3 separate regions of the Homo sapiens genome follow, and all the other regions are linked to region 1. Evidence: read pairs that join two places in POLR2A ChIA-PET (ENCODE). Cell type or tissue: Caco-2. All regions are shown on one strand. Each heading gives the region's core, and the rest is flanking DNA. Links, peaks and the distances in the headings are about the cores only.

Region 1 (7,926 bases), core at 1,147-6,146:
CTGATGGCAATTTCAGGGAAAAAGGACTTAAATCTAGTGATTGTTGTTACATCTTAATAAGGTTTAAAATACAAAAAAAAAAAAATCTTAATGAGGCTTAATATTTATACAGGTAAGGATGTACATATTATCTAGACAAAATGCCATTTATATATAGAGAAAATATTATTTCCAAAAAATTATTGGGACTTAAGTAATTATTGATTACTTTAGGTATCAAACACTCAGACTTTTAATCCCATCCCCCTACTCCCACCCAACCCTGCCAAAAAAAAAAAGTGGAAGGAAGGAAGAAAGGGAGGAAGAAAAGAAAAATGTAGTACATGTTTCTAGCTATTAGCATCACAGCCAGTAACTCCATCTACTGGAAGGCTTAAGAGGAAGAGGCAACTCTGGAGTCAGGCAGAACTTGGTCTGAATTCTGGCTGAGCTGCTTCAGCTGTGTGGCCATGATCAAGTCATTTAATCTGTGTCCTTCAATCAGCTCATCTGTAAAATGGGGTAATAATAATCATAATAAAGGCCCGGCGTGGTGGCTCATGCCTGTAATCCCAGCACTTTGGTAGGCTGCGGTAGGCAGATCTCTTGAGGTCAGGAGTTTGAGACCAGCTTGGCCAACATGGAGAAACCCTGTCTCTACTAAAACTACAAAAATTAGCTGGGTATGGTAGCGCACGCCTGTAGTTCCAGGTACTTGGGAGGCTGAGGCAGGAGAATCGCTTGAACCCAGCGGGTGGAGGTTGCAGTGAGCCGAGATCATGCCGCTGCACTCCAGCCAGGGCAACAGAGTAAGACTCCATCTCAAAAAAAAGAATCATCATCATAATAAAAATATCTGATGCTAGGTTTTCTTATTTGTAAAGTGGATTGCCTATATTCACTTTGCAGAGTGACTGTGAAAATTAAATGGGAATATTCATGTGAAGAACCATATTGCATAGCTCATGGTGGACACTTAGTCCATTTGGGCTTCTATAACAAAAATGCCACAGACTGGGCAGCTTATATACAACAGAAATTTATTTCTCACAATTCTGGAGGCTGTGAAATCCAAGATTAAAGCATAGGCAGAAGAAGTGAGTCTAATGGGGTGTAGAGTGTTGAGAGCCACCAGGAGCTGCCTTGTGCTGTGGACTGATGTTCCAACAGGAGTCAGAACAGTCAAAATGACCATGAAAGGTATCCAAAGACTAACTTTGGAGGGGGTTTTATTCCTATGGGGCTCAGTGAAATGGAGATAGCAAGTCACCCTTTGTCAGAATGTGAGTTGAGTTCCATATTGAGAAAATTGAGCAGTTCCCAGCTCTCTGCTGGGAGGAACAAGGCCCAGGTTGATGCTCTGTGCTGGGTTTGGTAATGGGAGATTTATGCCATTCGTGTGATGTGTGATAAGATGCAGGAGGTGAAAGCGGCTATGAACACTGATTAACTCAAAAGTTGACCACCAGCACACACAGCCATTGTTTCCAGCAGCACTCTTTAGTGATGGGCTTTGTCTGGCTGGCTTCACAAAAGACAAATGCCATTACAGGAGACCAAATAACCTTATTTAGGCAGTTGTCAGATAATAGAGACGCTCCAGGTATTAGCCTGACTGCATTAGCTTGATTTGTTACTACTGTTCACCTTGTCTTGAGCATTAATGGAGACAAAAGGCCTAGAATTACCAGGAACAGAGATAAGCTGTGGATTAGAGCCTACGTGTTTTGAGGGAAAGATAATTCTATCTCGGGTTTTCCTTTCCATTTTCATTTTGCTTGATTTTTCCCGAGTCCAATTTTCCCCCTGAATATCATTATATTCTCTCCAAATTTCTAGCAATTGTAATTCCAAAAATGTTACTGATTCATTATTTCTTTTAACAAGATCAGCCTTTATCTTTAGATTTTTAAAAAAGATTTTAGGGGAAATACACTAGCAATCTTTTCTATTACCCTGCTTCTTGAGTATTCTTATATATTATGAACTTGCTTCACAAAAGTTATAATAGAACTTATATTGTTATTAGTATCAAAAAATATAAAAAAATAGGCATATTACATTTATAGTTATTTATTTAATATTATAAATTCTTGTTTTAATTTTTCTGACTTATAAATGTTTCAGTTATAAATATATCATTTCTATTATAAATGATTTCAGTTATACATATGTAGCTTCAGTTATAAATATATAAGTTCAGTTGTAAACACAATTTATTTCAATTATAAATAAAATTGAATTTTAGGGCCACATAAATCAGTTATATAAAATTGTCATTGGAAAATACTGAGACAATGATGGTCTAGGGTTATGATGTTTCTCTCCTCACCAGACTTTTTAGAGGTATGCCAGTTTTTATAATTAAAAAAAAACTTAAGTGCATTCTTAGTTGTCAATCGATATCTGTGATGGTGTTTCATTTTTTTCTAGATTCTATCATTTTGCACAGAATCTTTACATTCCTCAGAGATTTGGGAATTAGGTTTAATTGTAGAAATTCTAGATAAACTATGATTACTCTGAAAAATCTCAATTTATGAAAAGCACTACTTCAAAAATACTTTAATATTAATATTAATAATGTGGAATATTTTCTTATTGTGTATAAGACTTGAAATCTTATCCTAAACCAAGCAGACGTTCAGGAGACAGAGCTATAATTCTGACATGGCAGGATGTCAGAGAGACGCAAAACTGAATATCAAGTGTGATCACATTTTAAAAAATAACAGCAAAAACAACAAATATGTGTGTGTGTACATATATAAAGATGTTTTTGTGATACACAAAAAGATCTTAAAGATGTTTAATGATGGTTATCTCTGAAGGATGAGATTCAAGGGGGATTTTACTCTATTTCTATACTGCTTATATTGTTTGCAGAATACAGAATGACAATAAATTTGGAATTAAAATAAAAGCTTACCCATCATGTGACACATTCCCCTCCAACCCACTCCTCCAGAGCCTACTCCTGGTAACTTCCAGTCTTTCAATTTAACATAATTTCATAATAACCTAATGGAGAACAAAGAAAACTCTTTGTGGATAAATTTGAACTAATACATTTCATAAATAGTGCTTCCAATTTTTATATGAATGGAAGCAGCTCTTTATATTGGAAAAAGTGGCTCAGTCTTTTTTGGAAAACATGTAATGCCTATGTTCTTCCTAACTACCCTGTTGCCCTTCTTTTCCTCCTCCCTCTCCATCTCAGCAACAGTGGAATAGAATAAGCACGCTTATTGTTGACCAATTGTTGGGACACATAGCTCTCAACCTCAAATGTGCTCTCAGTAAATAATTTTAAAAAGCTCTAAAATCTGAGTCATGCTGCGTTTCCTTAGAAATAATATGCAAACTCCCTCTAGTCTTTTATATATAAAAAATAGTGATTATAGATTCAATAATTCAATGAGAACCTTCCACCTTGATCATCACTGGGACATCAGAAAGGACAGAGGACAGAAAGAAAAGAGAAGCAAGGGAGAATTCAATTCAAATGGACAAAGCTGAAATTTGGCTTCCAGTGGACAAAGTCAGAGTCTTAAGCTGACATTTCAAAAAAAAAAAAAAAAAAAAAAAACCACCCACTGAAGTCTTCCATTAACTGGAAAACAAATGCCCAGATTTCCAGCCGAGAGGGCTCCCTTCTTGTTATATATCTTATCCTATTCTCATCTTTTTTTTTTTTTTTTTTTTTTTTGAGACGGAGTCTCGCTCTGTCGCCCAGGCTGGAGTGCAGTGGCGCGATCTCGGCTCACGGCAAGCTCCGCCTCCCGGGTTCACGTCATTCTCCTTCCTCAGCCTCCGGAGTAGCTGCGACTACAGGCGCCCGCCACCGCGCCCAGCTAATTTTTTGTATTTTTTTAGTAGAGACGGGGTTTCACCGTGTTCTCGATCTCCTGACCTCGTGATACGCCCGCCTCGGCCTCCCAAAGTGTTGGGATTACAGGCGTGAGCCACCGCGCCCAGCCCCCCATCTTTAATTGGCAGGTAAAATGGGAAAATGGGAAATGAAAACACATAGTTTTTGTTACTTAGAAAGCACCTTGATTATTTCCAGTGACTATGTCAGAGCACTTACAAAAGGTGGGTCAGTTATCCTACCTTCTCAGTCAACTTAATATTGCAGTTGATTAGAAATCATTTAAACTGGAAATAGATATAAGCTACATGATCACTATCACTAATGAATGAAAGTAAAGTACAAAATTAAACTAGAAAACTATTTAAAATTTTGCATTTATTTGCTGCTTACTTCTTTTGTGCAATTCAATACCAATGGTATAAATATGATAGCTGATGCTTGTATATTTCTACTTTGGCATAATGACTTTGCTTGGAAAAAAAACTTGAAACTAACATACTGTAAGAATTTGTTCTGATAAATGGTGAGAAATTCTCACTGCTTTATGCTATAAATCAAGAGAAGTTGAAGATTCATGAATAAATCATAATTTATAATATAGTGAAGCATAATTATGTTTCAAAATGTGCATGGAAGAAACTAATGAAAACAACTCACACTTTTGTTCTTCAGATTATTTTACTTGAAATACTTTATAATTAGAATCCAGCTTGTGGAATCACTTAGTCATGAGTCTATTGATTTTAACAAACTAATTTATTAGATTAATTTGGCTTACTTAAAAAATAGCAATCTTTTCTGAAAATGTTTATTAAAATATATATAAAAGGTCTTTACTATAACTAAAAGTGCCCAAATATGTACCATGCTATAATAGTATTTACAATATATTTTCAGAAAAAATGACAATATTCAGATTAAATGCAGGAAAGAAAACATCACATTTTAACACTTAATATTTCCACTGATTCTTCATGCTCTGCAATTAGAAGATAATTTCACTTGTTTAGTTTTCTATCTATTCCAGCAGATTTGTGTTGAAATTTTTTTTCGCCATTAGAAACTGTGATTCTCTATGGGACCTTTTCAGTTTTGCACGCCGATTTTGAAACCAAATCTAAAGTTAAGGAAAAATAAAATAGGTCTCAGAAACATTATTTTATTATTCTTAACATTTCAACATCATGAATAACAACTAAATTTGAAAATTACCTGGATTCTGTCTTCCTCTAGATTCAATTTTTGAGCTAAGTCTTCTCTAATATCGATACCAGGATAGCAGTTTACTCTAAAGACATTTTCTAACACTTCAATCTAAGAAAAAAAAATGTTGATATTCAGTATGTCTCCAAAAATGAGCTTTAATTTCTAGAGTAAAATGACTACATTTAAATCTTGGCAATTAATCTGGATGCCTTTTTAAAAATGATTACCTGGAAATTGTTAAAATATGGTAGTCTACTGTTTCATTAATAAGGCTTCTAAACTGAGATACCAAAGTGAGTGGGCTTTTGCTCAACTTGGTGTCAATTAAAGCCTTTATATTATCATTATTGGGTGAAAAAACTTCCCACCTGGTTTTGAGTAAAAGCAGTTCTTGGTCTTCGGCCTCTATACCAACTCAACTCTCTTTTCAAAGACAGTCTTTCTGAGGCTGAAAAGTAATTTTCATATTTCGAAGCTCTTTCTTCTGGCATTGGGTGATCCACCACGCTAGGGAATGAAATCCCACTGGGAGGATTTGGGACATGTAGACATAAGTTACCATCTTTCCCTAAAAACAAAAAAATAAGCCCTGTCTTAGATGGTCAATCTTATGTTCCACAAAGTTCTATAGAGGTAGTTTCAGGAACTCATCTTTCATTTCCTAGTGGAATTCTGGGGTTCACAAGAGAATTGCACCCCGTTAACCAAAAACCAATAAAAAATGAAGATCCTGTCTTGGTAATCCTGCCTCTTTGGTCTCTGAATGTCGTTTATTTTTCAGTGAAAAGAGATTTCAAATATCTGATGTGTCAAACAGGGAGAGATCTTCTGAAGTAAATGCAGGTTCTTGGGATTTCCTGTGAGTGAATTTATCCACTTTGCTCAATCCAAAGCTGATATTCTTTTAATTTCCCATAGGACTCAGTTGGAGGCATTAAAAGTCCTAGACTCTGGCTGGGCGTGGTGGGTCATGCCTGTAATCCTAACACTTTGGGAGGCTGAGGCAGGCGGATCACCTGAGGTCAGGAGTTCGAGACTAGCCTGACCAACAGGGTGAAACCCCCCTCTACTAAAAAATACAAAAATTAGCAGGCCATGGTGGTGCATGCCTGTAATCCCAGCTACTTGGCAGGCTGAGGCAGGAGAATCGTTTGAACCCAGGAGGCGGAGGCTGCAGTGAGCCAAGATTATGCCATTGCACTCCAGTCTTGGCAACAAGACCAACACTCTGTCTCAGAAAAAAAAAAAAAATAATAAATAATAATAATAAATTAAATTAAAGTCCTAAACTCTAGCTCTATGTAGTATGAAATAAAGGGCAAATTAAACACTGTAAATGAAATAACAAAGAATTGAAACAATTAAGCTGTGGCATACCTGATGAGCTGCAGGTGTCTGCCCAGGGCCTGTGGGGTTTCATTAATGGAACACAGTCTTTCTTCTGGTCCAGTCCTAAGATTCTCTCAATTGAAAAGGAGCAAGTTGAGGGTTTGTTTTCCCCGAGCTGAGCGCCTTCCTGAAGGCTGGGAGACATCCTCTCGTGGTCTGCACAGAGCAACAGCTCTGGCCTCTGCTGGCTCTGCCCCACGTGTATAGGGCTGGGATCTTCCTGCAGTTCACCTTATAGCTCCGCTGACAAGGGGGCTGGATTTAGAACGTCACTAATTAAAATCCTGTCTTAGAAAGTTTTAGCATGTCAATGAACACTTGCCCAGCCAGCAGCTTAAGGAGTTAATTGTTTATTTGTTTGCAAGTAATTAGCAACTAATGGCTACACCAGGGGGGCCACCTACAGGGACAAAAAGTGTTATCTCTCCTAAGCAGAACACAGACTTAACTTTCTCTAAAGAAGTGATGCACAAATGTGGCACTTATCTTTTATTTGAAATCATTAATGTATAAAATCAAGCTTTTTATTCTGAAGTTTATACTTTCATGGGCTCCAGTTACCTAAACATACAGGCAAGATACGAGAGCAGTCGAGTAATAAATAATCTAATTTAAGTAAATTTTCTTCCAAGGAAATGGGAAAAAATAATAATCTCTTAATGCTATTACAGTAATTCTGATGAAAATGCCTGTTTTTCATATGCATATGTAATAGGGAATGTTGTCAATGAAAACACAATAGTATTTGGAGTGCAGCATAGTGGAAAAGGTTGGCAATGTTATTAACATGGAGTGTAATTGTCTTCCAAGTGCCTGGATTAATTCATAGGAACAGTTGCACCAAGTATTTTAAATAATTAATGGGCTAATTCCTTTCCTTCCTCTTTTCTTTTAAATGAGAGAGATACATGTTTATATGAAGGTTCATATGTAATCACCTTCAAGCAACTTAGAAGCATGACTACTTAAAGTGAATAATTTCTCTATCACAGTTATTTCAAAGAAAAGAACATAGTTTGCTTTCTAAAGAAAAATTTCCGTCTGTTGATCTTTTGAGGGATGGGCAGAGGATGGAGTCTTTCAAGATGGTAAGGCTTATGAAAATAACCAAGAACAGAATGTTTTAATTTCATAATCCTAAGAAAACTTGAAATTAAAATTAAAGTATAACTGCTGATTGGGAAGATTTTGAACTGGCTGTTCCCCCCGCAAAGGTATACTTGTAGTTTTTATACTCTGCTCCTCCTCTTCTTCCAGTACCTTCCTGAAGATAAATTTAAGTGCTTAGCTTTATTCATTATTTAAACAACTGCTGTTCTTTCCTTCAGGGAAGGGAAAAACAGTCTCCACTCATAGAGGAAATAGCCTCTATAGGATGGAGCTCATCTTCATCAGCTTTTATCCTATTATGATCTCACAAATATTGAGCTAAATTCCTCCTGATGAAAGCTCTCGGGTAAATAAAGGATCTCACATGC
Region 2 (7,926 bases), core at 1,762-6,761, 450 kb before region 1:
AAAACAATGGAAACAATCAGTGTTCTCATTCCATGTTCTATGTATATACATTTATAATAGTAACTCTGGGTCTGCTTTCATTTATTAAAAATAATGTTTTGTCTTTCTATCTACCTGAATATCATGAGAATCTTATCTCTCTGCTTTGGTTCTTTTTTTTTTTTTTTTTGGAGACTGAGTTTCGCTCTTGTTGCCCAGGCTAGAGTGCAATGGCGCAATCTCGGCTCACTGCAACCTCCGCCTCCCGGGTTCAAGTGATTCGCTTGCCTCAGCCTCCCGTGTAGCTGGGATTACAGGCATGCACCACCATGCCCGGCTAATTTTGTATTTTTAGTAGAGATGGGATTTTCCATGTTGGTCAGGCTGGTCTCGAACTCCTGACCTCAGGTGATCCGCCTGCCTTGGCCTCCCAAAGTGCTGGGATTACAGGCATGAGCCACTGCTCCTGGCCTCTACATTGGTTCTTTTTTTTTTTTTTTTTTTTTTTTTTTGAGATGGAGTCTTGCCCTGTCGCCCAGGCTGGAGAGCAGTGGCAATCTCGGCTCACTGCAAGCTCCGCCTCCCAGGTTCACACCATTCTCCTGCCTCAGCCTCCCAAGTAGCTGGGACTACAGGCGCCTGCCACCACGCCCAGCTAATTTTTTGTATTTTTAGTAGAGACGGGGTTTCACTGTGTTAGCCAAGATGGTCTCGATCTCCTGACCTCTTGATCTGCCCGCCTTGGCCTCCCAAGGTGCTGGGATTACAGGCGTGAGCCACCGCGCCCAGCTTTGCATTGGTTCTTGAGAGAGATTTATTTTGCAGAATTTCAGGGAGGCATAAAGTTACATACAGTAGGCTGCCAATAGCCAGTCAACAGTCACAGTAGTTGCCCATTTAAATTAAATTTATTGTTGCATCTCTCACTGGGTTCAAACTGAAGGAAGGGACTGGTAAAGGGAGATGATGAGAGATACCTGGTAACAGTACAGAGATTAAGCTCACATGTGCTGGACTCATCATCCTCAAAGTGGACTCTGAAAGCCCTGACTGTCTGGTCCCTTGTGCCATGATACTCACTGGCTCCTGCCATGAACCAAGAATAGCAGTCTTCACGGCTGTTGCATCAAAAGCAGGACTGTTTTTCCCACTGATTTCAGTGATTTTTTTTTTTTTTAGGAGTTGAGAAATAGTGGTGAGGTGGGGGGAAGGGATGCTCTGCAGGATCATTTTCTGGCCGAAAAATTCTTAGAATTTAAAACACTAAACAACCAAGTTCTCTGGAATATCTGAATATCCAAACTCCTATTTTAAGAAGTTCTCTTTTGAGAAAAATTTTTATCAACCCTCAAAGCATTATTATGAAATTCTAATAAAGATGTGGTAATTTAGGCACTGCATTAAAGGCAAGACCTCTTTTTAGATCTAATCATAGGTATGAATGCAATCAACTCTCTTGGAACGGAAGCAATTTACTTAGCGCTCTCTGATTTTTCCCTTTTCATTGATGGGAAATTTATTCATGGGATATTTGTCAAGCTATATTGGTGCTTGTTTTATGTTTTATGTTTATCAAACATTCATAATGCACCCAAGAGTACAGGGCTAAATAATTCTGTTCATGTGGGGTAATGAATGCTATGAGGATTCTGTAAAGGGAAAAAAAAAATCCTGTGCGTATACTGTGTAAGTAGGCATTTGGAAGACTTGCTTTGCAGACATTTTCAAATGCAGGTATACCATGTTTCATGCACAGATCTGCCTGAATAACTAGATGCAGAGTGAACTTTTGAAAACAGCTTCATACTTTATGCACTAGGAAAACTGGTTACTGGCACATCATTTTGAATTACACACAATCATATTCTTATCTGTTTTTAAATTCAAACTTTAGCTCACTGGGTATTTTTTAAAAAAACAGAACAGTATTCTTTCATGCTCCATATTAAAAAGAAATCTTTACAGTAACTCAGAACAGGCTCCCATGCTTCAAAAAAGTCATGACTTTGAGTAGCTCATGCTCCCTGTTGTTTTTATTCCTGCAGACCACACACTTGCTGGGATGAAATATGGAAAGGAGGCAACTCTATCGCACTCTTCCCAGTAATAAAAACAGACATGATGAAGTGAGATGGGCCTCAACCCCAGCGACTGCGTCCCCCATCTGTGCTGGACTGGGGGCCTGATCTCTGTGTTGGGCCTGCCAGATACATTGAATACCTCATGAATCAGAAGAGGGTCCTTTATTCTTCTTTTCTATCCTACTTGGAGGCACCCAGCCCAGTTCTGCACCAGTGAGGCTGGTGACCAGACAGCTCTCCACAATTACAAAGGCAACAGAAACTCAAAGTAGTGGGCAGGCTTTCTGCATCAAGGTATAGAATCATAAAGAAGTTGAAGGGCACAGGATTTGGAGTCTACACTGACAGGGTTTGAACATCAACTGCATCACTTGCTGGCTGTGGACCTGGGCAAGCTATTTAACCCCTCTAAGCCTCATCTGGAAAATGGTCCTAATAAGAACAGCTATCTCCTAGGCTGTTGTGACGGTTAAATGAGATACATAACCTATGAGGCAAATTACATAAAGTTGATTTACTAGATACTCAATGCCAGCAATTATTACCATGATTGTTGTTACTACTACTTATTATTAAACCCCTATCTGGGAGGAAATAGGCAGTTTGCTCAGCAGGTTCAAGGTTTCTGATTTTCAAATTACCTATGCATATCCTCCTTCTATTATTGTCCCAGATTAAATCAGAAAATGAGCCCTTTGAATGGTCTGCTAGCCTCTATCCCCACTGCCACCTCCTTGATCAGGTTTTCACACCTGGACAGCATCCTCCCAACTTGCATCCCTATCACCAGTCTCTTCCTCCTCAGTCCCTTGTTCTACCAAGAGTATGTGTCCAAGGTTACAGAGCTTGTAAATGATGGAGCTGGGATTTGAATCCTGAATCCCAGCTACTTAGAAACCAACCAACAAACAAAAAAAAAACTTCAATTAATTGCATGACAAAGGAAAAAATCTCTTAAATTGATATTTAAAAACCTCTATAACCAGATCTGAACCCACATCCTCTGTCTTCTCTCCTGCTGCTTTCTCAGAGGACCCCTAACCCCAGGCCAACTGATCCATGATATTCCCCAGGCACGACCTGTCCTGTCATTTCCTTATACCTTTGCTCAGGCCACCCGCTCCCCGTGGCCTGCCATCTGCCATCTCTACCATGCAGAGTACCTCAACCAGAACGGTGCTCTCTGGGTGGAATGCTCACAGTTTACAATATTCTCATGATGTGCACCCCATTTTTCCTCGTCTTCTATTGCTGCTAGGGAAAAATATATATTTCCCAGATTACCCAGCCCACACTCAATAAACCTTTTTTTTTTTTTTTTTGAGACAAGAGTCTCACTCTGTTGCCCAGGCTGGAGTTGCAGTGGCGTGATCTCAGCTCACTGCAACCTCCACCTCCCAGGCTCAAGCGATTCTTGTGCCTCACCTTCCTGAGTAGCTGGGATTATAGGCATATGCCACCTCGCCCAGCTAATTTTTTTTTTTTGTATTTTTAGTAGAGACAGGGTTTTGCTTTTTTGGCCAGGCTGGTCTTGAACTCCTGGCTTCAAGTGATCTGCCCACCTCGGCCTCCCAAAGTGCTGGGATTACAGGCATGAGCCATCGTGCCTGGCCCACACTCAACAAACATTTGCTGAGTGAGGATCCCACTAGTGAGCAGGAGGTTTGACAAGGCAAGCCACTGTAATCGGGGGCTAAATGGAGCTAGATTTTAAATGGATGTCCACTTCACAAATGAGTTTTGGGGCTAGGCTAAAAGGCAACTTACTATTTTCTAACTAAACAAAATTTAAAATATACACAAAGATCTTGTCCCTCACAGACAGCAACTGTAACACCAGATTAGAGTCACCTGTATAAAATTAAGAATTTTACTAAGGGACCTTACAGCGTGTTTCATGTAAGCACTGCATTTTACAGTTTAGGAAACTGAGGCAGAAAGATGAGAAGTGACTTGCAAAATCAAAACATGGTTGATGGCAGTGCCAGGCCTGGAACCCAAGATTCCTGAGTACTAAGTACCCAGGGACTCTTCCATTCACCCACTGACCCAATCCACCAGCCATTATGGTGGAAATAACAAGAAGAGAGAGAAGGAAACAGACAAACTTACAGCTTCTTCCAAGTGCTGCTGATCTGGATTATCATTTGGTGTGTGCCTCAAGATTTCTCGGAGAAGCAGAGGGTATTTTACCAGGCGGCTTCTTGGAATATCGAGGAAATTCCAGAGATCTAGTTTGCGGCTAAAGGGGGATTCTAAACATCGCTGTAGGAAATCCTGGACTCGGTGATCTTGCTTTTTGTGGTCCAGCAGAGCTTTGGCGGCTACTTGATTGCTGCAGTAGCTATCATAGGAGCTGAGGCAAGGGAGCTAAGAAGGAAACAGAAAGAGAAGGTTGGAATGTCAAAATAATTGAGCTCTGAGGCTACGGTGGCATCATTTATTGGGACTGAACAAACACCTAACTGGTCTCTGGGTCTGGCTGACATTCCTTTATCTGCATGGCTGGAGGAAACTAGTGGAATCTTCAACATGGCAGGCAGTGGACAATTTTCTTAGGCTCTGGCTTGCTTTCACAAAGCAATTTTTTTTTTTTTGAGACGGAGTCTCGCTCTGTCACCCAGGCTGGTGTGCAATGGCACTATCTCGGCTCACTGCAAGCTCCACCTCCCGGGTTCACGCCATTCTCCTGCCTCAGCCTCCTGAGTAGCTGGGACTACAGGCGCCCGCCACCATGCCCGGATAATTTTTTGTATTTTTAGTAGAGATGGGGTTTCAACGTGTTAGCCAGCATAGTCTCCATCTCCTGACCTCGTGATCCGCCCGCCTCGGCCTCCCAAAGTGCTGAGATTACAGGCGTGAGCCTGTACAATACTATGTAACGAACAATTTAAGCTTAAAGACTTTGGAACATTTAACCTTCACTGCCTTCATTCTAGCAAAATGCTAATTTCTCTGACACATCCCATCAGTCACACTGTGCAAATACCATGTCAGAGATTCAACGGAAAAGGCTTCTCATCCACTTTTTCTGCCTTGGTGTTCTAATCTAAGAGCTATCAGCCTCCAGAAAGTTACCAGAAGCAATCAAATGCAGCCAATGGCCTAACTGCTTTTGTTTCTTTCTCTTGTACTAGGAAGCCCTAGTCCCTTGTAACACCTGCTCTTCAGAGGGATTCAGTGCAAGACACTGGCAAAGGAGTGTCTTTCATTTCTGTATCCTCACTACTTTGCATTGGGCCTACTATATGGCAGACACTCTGTGTTCTGAATGAACAAATAAATGCATGTTTAATGGATTACAAGATTAGGTAATATTTGATGGTTTGTGAACCTTGCTTAAAAATAAAGTATGGCGGCCAGGCGCAGTGGCTCGTGCCTGTAATCCCAGCACATTGGGAAGCCGGGGCAGGCGGATCACGAGGTCAGGAGTTTAAGACCAGCCTGGCCAGCATGGTGAAACCCCATCTCTACTAAAAATACAAAAATTAGCCAGGCATGGTGGCACACACCTGTAATCCCAGCTACTCAGGAGGCTGAGGCAGGAGACTCTCTTGAACCCGGGAGGCAGAGGTTGCAGTGAGCCGAGATCATGCCACTGCTCTCCAGCCTTGGCAACAGAGTGAGACTCTGTCTCAAAAAAAAAAATAAATAAATACATAAAAATAAATAAAGTATGGCAGCATCTGAAACTTTAAATACTCTGCTGCAGCTTTTACACCTCTTATTGAAATTATTTCCTCAGTGACTGAAACCATAAAAAGGATACCAGGAAAGTAATATTTTACAAGCTTACTATTGAGCTTAACATTCCTTTGAAATGTCTACCTTCCTTACATGTTATTAAAAATCTCTACTTGTGTTAAAGAGTTGCAGACATTTTTTCCCTCAACCTTATATTTGTGTAAGTACTAGCTATTATTATTTGAAAGTAATGATAATTGGTACTTATACATGCGCGCACACACACACAGAGAGAGAGAGAGAGAGAGAGAGAGAGAGAGAACCCAAACGTGGTACTGTGGCTTGTAATTTAGACTTTCAGAGTTAATTAAAAAGGGCCTCAGGCCCTCTTCATTTAATTTCCACTTCCTCACCTTTTAAAAAGATCTGGAAATGCCCAATGTTTTCATTAGGAAGAAACAAATCAGCAGTAACCATTGGATGTAAACTAGTGAGGAACCTCGACCACACTGCTGCTCACTGTCCAATGGGCCACTGCTCCCTGTGATCCTGCTGCCCTGCTACCATGGCAACCAAATGGGGCTCTGGTCCTGTGCTCTCACCTGACAGGGTGCTCATTTCCTGGGCATGACCTGAAAGGCTATCTGGTTCAGTCACCGGCTAGGAGAGGCCCCAAGTGATCTTTAACTACACAGGGTGAATAATGTACAAGATCTGGTTCTCAAATACAGACACTCCCTTATTCAGAATGAGAGGTGAAAATGCAGTTAAAGAGACTAGGCCGGGTGCGGTGGTTCACGCCTGTAATCATATTACTTTGGGAGGCACTTGAGGTCAGGAGTTTGAGCCCAGCCTGGGCAACGTGGCAAAATCCCGTCTTTACTAAAATATATAAAAATTAGCCGGGCATAGTGGTGCATGCCTGTAATCCCAGCTTCTTGGGAGGCTGAGTCACAAGAATCGCTTGAACCCAGAAGCCAAAGGTTGCAATGAACTGAGATCACATCACTGCACTCCAGCCTTGGCGACAGAGAGAGACTGTCTCGGAAAAAAGGACAGACTCAGTAATAGGGAGAATCAGGTTCAAAGCCTAACTCACACAGCTGTCAGTGACTCTTCCAAGCCTCAGTGTCTCCACCTACAAAATGTATATACTAATGTCCCCCTCTCCCTTAATGAGGTAAAGCATACAAAATGTGTAGCATGGAGCTTGGCTTCTGATATAGAATCAGTAAGTACTAGCTATTATTACTTGTCCCAAGAAGTTCTTTGTTTTCGAGATAGGGTCTCCCTTTGTTGCTCAGGTGGAGAGCAGTGGCATGATCATGGCTTACTGCAGCCTCTTCTTCCCAGGCTCAAACAATTCTCCCTCCTCAGCCTCTCAAATAGCTAGGGCTACAGGCATGCACCACCATGCCAGCTAATATTTTTTTTGTAGAGACAGGGTTTCGCCATGTTGCCCAGGCTGGTCTCCAACTCCTGGGCTCAAGAGATCCACCCGCCTCAGGCTCCCAAAGTGCTGGGATTACAGACGTGAGCCACTGTGCTTGGGCCCTAGAATATTTTTATTGAAGAAACTGTCGTTTAGAGAACCAAAGCTACTTGCTCAGCTGGAGACAAAACGAGAGTCTGAAGCTTGTTCTTGCTTCCCCTTTACCCTCAGAGTTCTGAACTATTCACCATCTCTTTATTAAATAGACTATCAAGAATTTATAAGGGAAACTCACTTTTTAAAGAAGTTCTTTTATCCCCCTAATATTGTGAAAAAATCTATTTTTTTTTTTTTTTTTGCTTCCATGTACTCTGGCTCTTTCCTGGGAATTAAAATTTAGTGAGACAACAAATTAACATGAGAACTTTCTGCCTTGGAGAGCTTATAAAGTATTTCATCATTGAAAAAACGTTGGCATAGAGATAAGTCACTTGGGAAGTTGTTTCTTTATGCTAGGGAAGGCTTACTCAAACAGGCTGACCCATTAGGGAGCGGGGACACTGATTCTCAGTAACCGGGGTAGTTCCCTGAAAAAAAGCAACCACTCTGTTTAAGGTCTTCAAAGTAAAAGTAATTGATTCATTCTAAGGTCAAAAGGACTGGCCAGGGCTGTCCCACTTGGAAGGCTCACTTGTTTAAAAGGGTTCCCCCCCACCCCCCTTTTTTCCTTTGCGGAGAAAATAAATCAAT
Region 3 (7,926 bases), core at 1,762-6,761, 240 kb before region 1:
AGAGGGTCACTTAAACCAAGTATGTATCTAACAGGTTCCTTTGAGTAACAAGTTCTATAAACCAGAGTCGTGCTTAAAAATTCACAGAACATTTTTCAAGGGAAAACAGTTGAAGAGGTCTCGTGGCCATAGGTGGGGTAATCAATTGTCCCAGTTAGCCTGGTTCCAGGGAATTTCATGATGTGCAGGACTTTCAGTGCTCAACCCAGGACAGTCCCTGGGCAAACTTGGATGGTTGGTCACTCCACGTGTACCCACAAGCCTTGGCTAATGACCATTGTTGGAGCAGAAGGGGAGCAATACTGAAGGGAGGATGGATAGGGCAAGCACTGAAAACAAAGGCCTTCAAAAAGGCTAACTTGCTCACAAGAGATCTAATTTCTCTATAGTTCAAAATTGACTGTTAATGTCAGCTATTCCAAAGTGCATACAATCTACTTGGTCAACAAGGGATTTCATGATCAATGACTTCGGGAAATGCTACAAACTCCACCAGTTCTCCTTATGGAGTCTCCACGTACATCAACACTTCAAAGGCTCTGAGAAGCCCTGCAGTAGCGAGCATATTTAGTTTAATACACTCAGTATGTCCCAAATAGATCTGACCACACAAGCCTTTTGTACTTAATGGTTATGATCACACAACTGGATACACTTTGAGAAATGGAGATCCTACCCACAAAACCATAAATGACTTAGGAAGTGCATGACTTGCATTCAGTAAGACATGCACATCTATTTCAGAAGTCAACACATTTCTCTTTGTACTCAATAAAAAGCATATTGTAACCTGAGCTAAAATAGTTCCATGATCTATATTTATTTTTAATAAGACACTTGGAGAAAATGACTGAGATCTATACAAGATTTTAAAGTGTGAATAGAACCAGTCAGAACAGTATTAAAAAGACTAAAGACCTGAACTTGAAACGCAATCTAAAGGTAACATGTGGATGGATGCAAGAAAAGTATTTGGTATCAGATGGATGTGAGAAAGGTATTCATTCATTCCATTCATTCATCTGACAAATTAATTAAGCATACATGTGCTAGGCACTGTACTAGGCCCAGAGATACAGTAGTGAACAAGAGAGAAAGACAAGGTTGCTACACTCTTCATGCCTGAGTCTTCCAATCTTAAATTTCAGTAAGGACTAAGCACAATAGTAAGAAACTGCAGGGGTACATAGGAGATTCAGGAACTCAGATTCAGGGGGTGGTCATGAGGGCTTCTTCCAAGAGGAGGTGATGTCAAGGCTGAGACCCAGTGGGTAAAGTGTGTGGGCCCGGAGCAGTGTGTGTAGGAGTGTGGTGCTAGGCAAAGAGAGTGCTCTAGGCAGAAGGAACATGTGCAAAGGCCTGGAAGTGAAAAAGAGCTCAGAGCATTCTCTACAGATGCAAGTTTTGCTCCTGAGATTAGCGCTAGAATTCACTTTAGCACACAGCAGGACCTCCATACACTGTGGCTATTATTATTATTATCATCACTATTATGCTGAGGAAGACAACCTTGCATCAAGAAGTTCAATCTGACCCTTCCTATACCTCTATATCTCCCAAGCAAGGTTGATTGCTTTGTGCTTGGTCAAATTTTATGATTCCTAAAATCTGTTTAAAGCTTACAGACTTCTCCTTCTGGAAAACAAAGCTCCCTGTGAAGGCATAAATCTACAGATTAATAAACTCTACATTTCTGATTTCTTTTTTCCTTCATTGTACACTGGTTCCCTCCAGGTTCCAAAGAAAACAGCCCCAATGCCTGCCTCAGCAACCTTGACACTTCTTAGCTTCTTCACAAGATGCTTCCTGCAGCCCAAGACCCTCAGGGCAGGTGAATGTCAGCAGAAGCTTACTGGGCCACTTGAATTTTTTTTTTTTTTTTTTTTTTAATTTTAGACAGAGTCTCGTTCTGTTGCACAGGCTGGAGTGCAGTGGCATGATCTCAGCTCACCACAACCTCCGTCTCCTGGGCTCAAGTGATCCTCCCACCTCAGCCTCCTGAGTAGCTAGGACTACAGGCACATGCCACCGTGCCCAGCTAATTTTCATATTTTTTTTTGTAGAGTAGCAGCTTCGCCATGTTGCCTAGGCTGGTCTCAAACTCCTAGGCTCAAGCGATCCTCCCACATTGGCCTCCCAAAGTGCTGGGATTACAGACATGAGCTATCACGCCTGGCCACCACTTGGAGTTTTTACTTAACCCACAACCACTGATTCAAGTGTGACTTCCCCAAGTGGTAAAGCACAGATGCGCTCCTGATGGAGACTTTGATTAGTAAAACCAACCCTAACAGCGTCCGTTCTGGAGGCCAGAGCATGTATCCATAATAGGACATTTAACAGCAGGGGCTACCCAGGGCAACACTTACCCCTCTGAAATTCCAGGCTTTAGGAGAGGGAAACATGGGAAAGTTGTTTTGCCGCTGCCGTTTAGGCCTAGAAGAGAAAAGACAATGTATTCATTATTCAGTGGTTGGATATTCAGAGGAAGTCACTGCTTTCAAATGCAGGTTTATCAAAAAGAGAGATGCCTCAAGAAATGGCCCAAACAAGGTGGATGGAGTTTTCAACAGCTCTGCAATCTTCAGCAGCCAAATTCACCCCAAACTCCTTCTCAGTTCCCCAGCAGGAAAGTCCCAGAGTCCCTTAAAATAGCCCTTCATCTGTATAAAGTAAAATAAAATCTAACACGCAACCTGGATGCAATAAAAAAGTCAGACCAGACTCCCAATCTTTGTCTTGAATTTTCACATAGACTCAATTCCCACATGGACACTATCAGGAGATGTATAGCTTCAGCTCAGCCTGGAACTCTCCCTTGTCACACAGACATGCTGGGGAGTTCCAACAAGGGGTACATTTGAGCTCCAGGTTTTTAAAGCAACCATCAACGGGACATTTAGCCCCCGCGTAACAAGCTGAAACTGGTTTCCTCACCTGTTAACCTCTCAACATGAATCAATTTCCTTAGAGGCAGTGGAGGCAGCTTCAAGACAGACCAGCACAAAGAGACTCCAGGCACACCAGAAGCACCTTATTTCTGTCTCCTAATCAAATTTTGTAGCTGCCAATATAACTACAGGAATACCTTTTTCAATATTTTTATGGATAAATTACTCCCCTAAAACATGTGATGTCTGTCAATATGGATATTCAGATTTCATGTTTGCTGAAAAGCATCTCTGAAAAGCATCCACCTTGGACTTTTCCTGGGGCTTTAGTCACTGATGTACCAAAAGGCTGGCCAGGTGCGGTGGCTCACGTCTGTAATCCCAGCACTTTGGGAGGCCGAAACAGGCAGATCACTTGAGGTCAGGAGTTCAAGACCAGCTTGGCAAACATGGTGAAACCCCATCTCTACTAAAAATACAGAAATTAGCCAGGCATGCTGGTGGGCACCTGTGATCACAGCTACTCGGGAGGCTGAGGCAGGAGAATCGCTTGAACCCGGGAGGCAGAGGTTGCGGTGAGCCGAGATTGCACCACTGCACTCAGCCTGGGTGACAGAGCGAGACTCCATCTCAGAAACAAACAAACCCCAAAAGGTTGGTTACACAATAGTCACTTTTACCTTGACCTTTCTGCTGTAATCAGCAATAATGCAAGGCAGAAAGCATGTAGTGACCAGTGTACAGGCTTTGTGGTATGTTAGAGCTGAGTAAAAATCTTGATTGCTCTACCATACAAAAGAGATAAAATACAAGGTAATTACAATAATAGCAGCAACTAACCAATACTGAGCACTTTAAAAAGCATATGCTAATATTTTACATAGTTAATCCCATGACTCTCACCCTGTGAGTTAGGATGCATTATTGTACCCATTTTATAGATAAGAGCACTGACGCCTAGGGATATTAAGTGCTTTGATTCTGATCACACAGATGAAATTGGGATTCTGTTCTTAGTTGTCTGACCTCAAATACCATGGTGTTTATTAGCGCTGTGACTCTGAACACGAGGCTTAATTTCTTGAGCTTTGGTTTTCTTACATGCAAAACAGGGGAAATAATACCCTCTGTGTTGAGTCAAGATGAGATGAGGACTCTAACTCTGGTTCTGTCATTGCTGTTTTTACCAGCTGTCAGCGTGGTGCCCCTGTCCCCCTTTCTCTCTCAACACCTAGCTCCAAGAACAGCATTCAACCCAGGATGCAGGGCTGACACAGAAGAGCCAGGGCAACTCACCAAAACTATGGGAACTCCCACCTGATGTGCCTTTAAACCAGGCCCCCTCCTGCCTCAACCTCCTCTTCACCCACACGTAAGCAATAAAAACCCAGGCTAATAAGATCGCAAGACAGAGAACATGTGGGTGGTTATTTATGTTTCATACCCTTCTCCATTAAGTTACATGTTGGCCTAAGTCCTTCTGAAAATAAATGTCTGTTTTAAAACAAAATTTTTGGATTTCAACAATACTTCTCCCTGGATACCACTCCCTTCCCTCTCAGTCATAACTGGGCTTTGCTTTCCTAACTATTTGATGGAATTCATTGCTTCTAAAGTAACAATATATACCAGAACATTCTGAGTAAATGTGTCTTTATCTTACATGTTGCAATCCACAGAAGATCACACATAATGTCAATTATCACAATAATTAACACAGATTCAATTACAGATGTGCCCAGGACTAAGCACTTTAGGTACTCTAAGTCTCACAATAATCTTATAAGGTAGCTTATTATGTTATAATGTAAATACATGACATACAGACAGCATTATAACAGTGTTATATAACATTTTATACACAATATATTATAATGGCATTACATACATTTAAATAAATAATCTTACATCATAATTTTATATAACATTATGTAATATGATATAGTGGGAACATTGTCACTACTGCATTTTATAGATGAGATAAACTGAGGCTCAGAGAGGTTAAACCACATGCCAGAAGTCACACAGCTATTTGGTGGCCAATTTGGGATTCAAACCCAGATGTGTCTGACTCCAGATCCAGAGGATGCAGTCCCTCTCACATGAAGAGAAGTCCCCCCAAACAGGGCAAAGCATACCCCTGAAAGAAAGCTGCCTGGGGGTTCCTTGTGGGAGGGCAGCAGCTTAGCAGGGCTTCCCACCATCAGGCCTCATAGCCAAAGAAAAAGCATCAGAGCAAATCTGTCCATTCGGGATACTGTTGGGCAACTTAAGTGTCCCTGTCAGCTGGAGAAGCTGCCAGGAGACCTACCGAGAGAAGGGCTGTCCCTAATTGTTAGCTCCCACCTTCCTCTCATCCCACCACCATTCAGGCTTCCGGTCATTCACATTAGCTACAGTCCCTCTTAACAATTCTAGGCCAGGCACAAGACTCATGCCTGTAATCCCAGCATTTTGGGAGGCCAAGGTGGGAGGATCACTTGAAGGCAAGAGTTCAAGACCAGCCTGGGCAACATAGGGAAACACCATCTCCGCTAAAAATAAAAACAAATTAGCTGGGCATTGTGGTGCCTGCCTGTAGTCCCAACCACTTGGGAGGCTGAGGTAGGAAGATTGCTTAAGCCCAGAAGTTTGAGGTTGCAACGAGCTATGATCATATTACTGCCCCCCAGCCTGGGTGACAGAGGGAGACCCTGTCTCTAAAAATAATAACAAATGTTTGAAAATTATATCCTGATACCATAATAGCCTCCTGATAATTTCCTCCTTCTCCCCAGCCAAACACTACCACCCAGGTGGCTTTAATGCACAGATTCAGGGAAGGAGAACCATACTGATGAGAAGGCTTCTTGATGAAGCTGGTGAAGGATCCTAGCAGCATAAAGTGCACCATCACGGAAGCACCAACACCAGGTCCTCACCAAAGGAGGGGCCTCTCAGTCCTGGGTATATTTCTTCTATTGTAGAAGCAGTATTTTGCACAATCAGCAAAAGTCCAAGTGAGAAAATAGCACTTGATGCTGCAGGTTTCCCAGACACAAAGACACTCAGCTGAGCTTCTGAACAAGGCTTGGAGGGCGTGTCTATCGTCTGTGTCCAGCCCTCAGGCTCCTCATGTGAGCAGGCTGTGCATGGTGTACACACATGGTTACAAAGCACAGCCTTCTGTCTAGGCAGCATTTCCCAGTGTCTCACAGATGTCACAAGGATAAGTATGACCACTTCCATAGAGGGATTCACAGGAAAGCCAGGGATGGGTGAGCAGCAAGAGAGAAACTTCCAAGATTGTTGGAGGGGTTGGAGTTGGGGGGCTGCTATTGTGGAGGGAGGTTACAACCTTACAAAAGGTGGGAAAGAAAAGCCACAAGCTCCCCACCCTTGGGAAAGCTCATAATAGAAATGGAGAAATGCCCACAGTAGCAGAGAAAAATCAGCATTCAAGGTTCAGTTAGGGAATGATCTCAAATTCAAGTGTATGTGTCTGGAATCAAACAGAATAAGGTCAGCAGCAATAGGCCTTAGGGTTAGTGCAGAATTTATTTTCCCACCATGTGAAAACAAATGTGACTGTTTCTCGTCACCTTGAGAAGAGGTTTAGCGACCACTTATACAACAGCTTCTTAGTATGGGTTCAGAATTGAACATGTATTTAGACTGCTCCTGCTGTCTGCGCACTGTGTGGGGCTCAGAACATGGTGTTTAGGGAAGAGCCAGCTTGGGGTTCTAATAGTGGCTCCCTCCCTTTCTTGGTGGGGGACTTCAAGCAAGTTCCCTACTCTCTACTCCCTCTGAGCCTCCATTTTCTCATCTGTAAAGTGGGGCTAATAATCCCTTTTCACAAAATTGAAGGAATAAATTCATGTACTAAAAAAAATGGCTAGCAGGGAGTCTGGCACTTAGTAGGTACTCAAATTAGCTATTATCATTATGAGAAGACTCCTTCTTTAACCCAGTAAGGGTAAATGTTAGTTACCATTATCATTGGTGAGGCTCATATTGGAGGGCCAATGAAATTTACATCTCACTCTTAAGGACTGGGTAAAATATACACAAAAGAAAACAAAGGCTTCAATGTGTTATGAATATTTGTTTTAGATAACAACATGGCCACAAATCTGGACCTGAGGTAACCATGAAAAGAGACTTCTCTTTTCTAATTTCCTAACTCCACTTTCCCTTCTCAAAGACTACCACCTTCGTCAGCAAGTTGTATATGTTTTAAATATTTTACTGTCTGAATTCTTAACCCAGAACATCTTGCTAACGAAACTTTTTTCGTCTTTTCTCGTTTTACCTCTCTTTATCCATCAGAACAATTGTAGCATAACTAGAAAAATCAAACAGCTATATTTTTTAAGAGAAATCTGTGCCGAATGTGGTACCACCTGTGCCAGGTATTTTTATTCTGATTGAACCACTTAAGAAGATAATGGCTTCTTTCACTTAAACATCTTTTTAGTTTCTGTTTTTAGGACATAGTTGATGAGAGACTGGCAGGTGTTTAGCCAGGTGAAGACCCAATTCTTTGTGGAGAAGCTCACTGTGAAGAGGTAGTTTGCAGAATAGAAAGCTCATCACTTTGGCCTGTCTCTCTCTTGAACAAAGGGACATCCCAATAACATTTCTATGGCTCAATGAGTCACACTCAGCTTCATTCTACTCATGCCATGGCTGCAACTCCAACTCTTTATTTCCTCATAAATTACGGGAAAAAAGAATCACAGAGGCTGCATGCGGTGGCTCACGCCTGTAATCCCAGCACTTTGGGAGGCCGAGGCAGGCAGATCACCTGAGGTCAGGAGTTTGAGACCAGTCTGGAAAATATGGTGAAACCCCGTCTCTACTAAAAAAATGCAGAAATTACTGTACATGGTGGTGCATGCCTGTAGTCCCAGCTACTTGGGAGGCTGAGGCATGAGAATCACTTGAACCCGGGAGGCACAGGTTGCAGGGAGCCGAGATCGTGCCACTGCACTCCAGCCTGGGTGAAAGAGCAAGACTGTCTCAAAAAAAAAAAAAAAAAAAAAATCACAGA

The links. ChIA-PET counts read pairs that join two places held together with the same protein. Peaks named below come from ENCODE experiments on the same cell type or tissue, not always from the same donor. Only the 100,000 strongest peaks of a DNase experiment are listed, where the experiment ranks them.
Region 2: POLR2A ChIA-PET joins it to region 1 with 5 read pairs; 4 of 35 experiments call an interaction of 5 or more read pairs at or near these places.
Region 3: POLR2A ChIA-PET joins it to region 1 with 5 read pairs; 2 of 35 experiments call an interaction of 5 or more read pairs at or near these places.

Annotation. Positions count from the first base shown.
Region 1 is chr3:57,193,326-57,201,251 of GRCh38, forward strand. It overlaps HESX1 (HESX homeobox 1), which reads right to left and starts at 6,653. Exons shown (of 4, transcript NM_003865.3): 1 at 6,437-6,653; 2 at 5,428-5,627; 3 at 5,066-5,167; 4 at 4,513-4,970. The coding sequence starts at 6,593. The coding sequence ends at 4,872. RefSeq lists an enhancer at 6,346-6,943. In Caco-2, for the core only: no CTCF peak of the experiment used is centred there; a DNase peak (open chromatin) is centred at 3,776; H3K4me3 peaks cover 1,331 bases.
Region 2 is chr3:56,741,033-56,748,958 of GRCh38, forward strand. ARHGEF3 (Rho guanine nucleotide exchange factor 3) reads right to left here. Exons shown (of 10, transcript NM_019555.3): 7 at 4,173-4,430. Among named protein-coding and RNA genes, the nearest start is that of ARHGEF3, 57 kb to the right of the region's middle. In Caco-2, for the core only: no CTCF peak of the experiment used is centred there; no DNase peak of the experiment used is centred there.
Region 3 is chr3:56,956,454-56,964,379 of GRCh38, forward strand. It overlaps ARHGEF3-AS1 (ARHGEF3 antisense RNA 1), which reads left to right. Exons shown (of 3, transcript NR_046572.1): 3 at 4,127-4,401. It also overlaps a transcript of ARHGEF3 not described here. Among named protein-coding and RNA genes, the nearest start is that of ARHGEF3-AS1, 20 kb to the left of the region's middle. In Caco-2, for the core only: no CTCF peak of the experiment used is centred there; no DNase peak of the experiment used is centred there.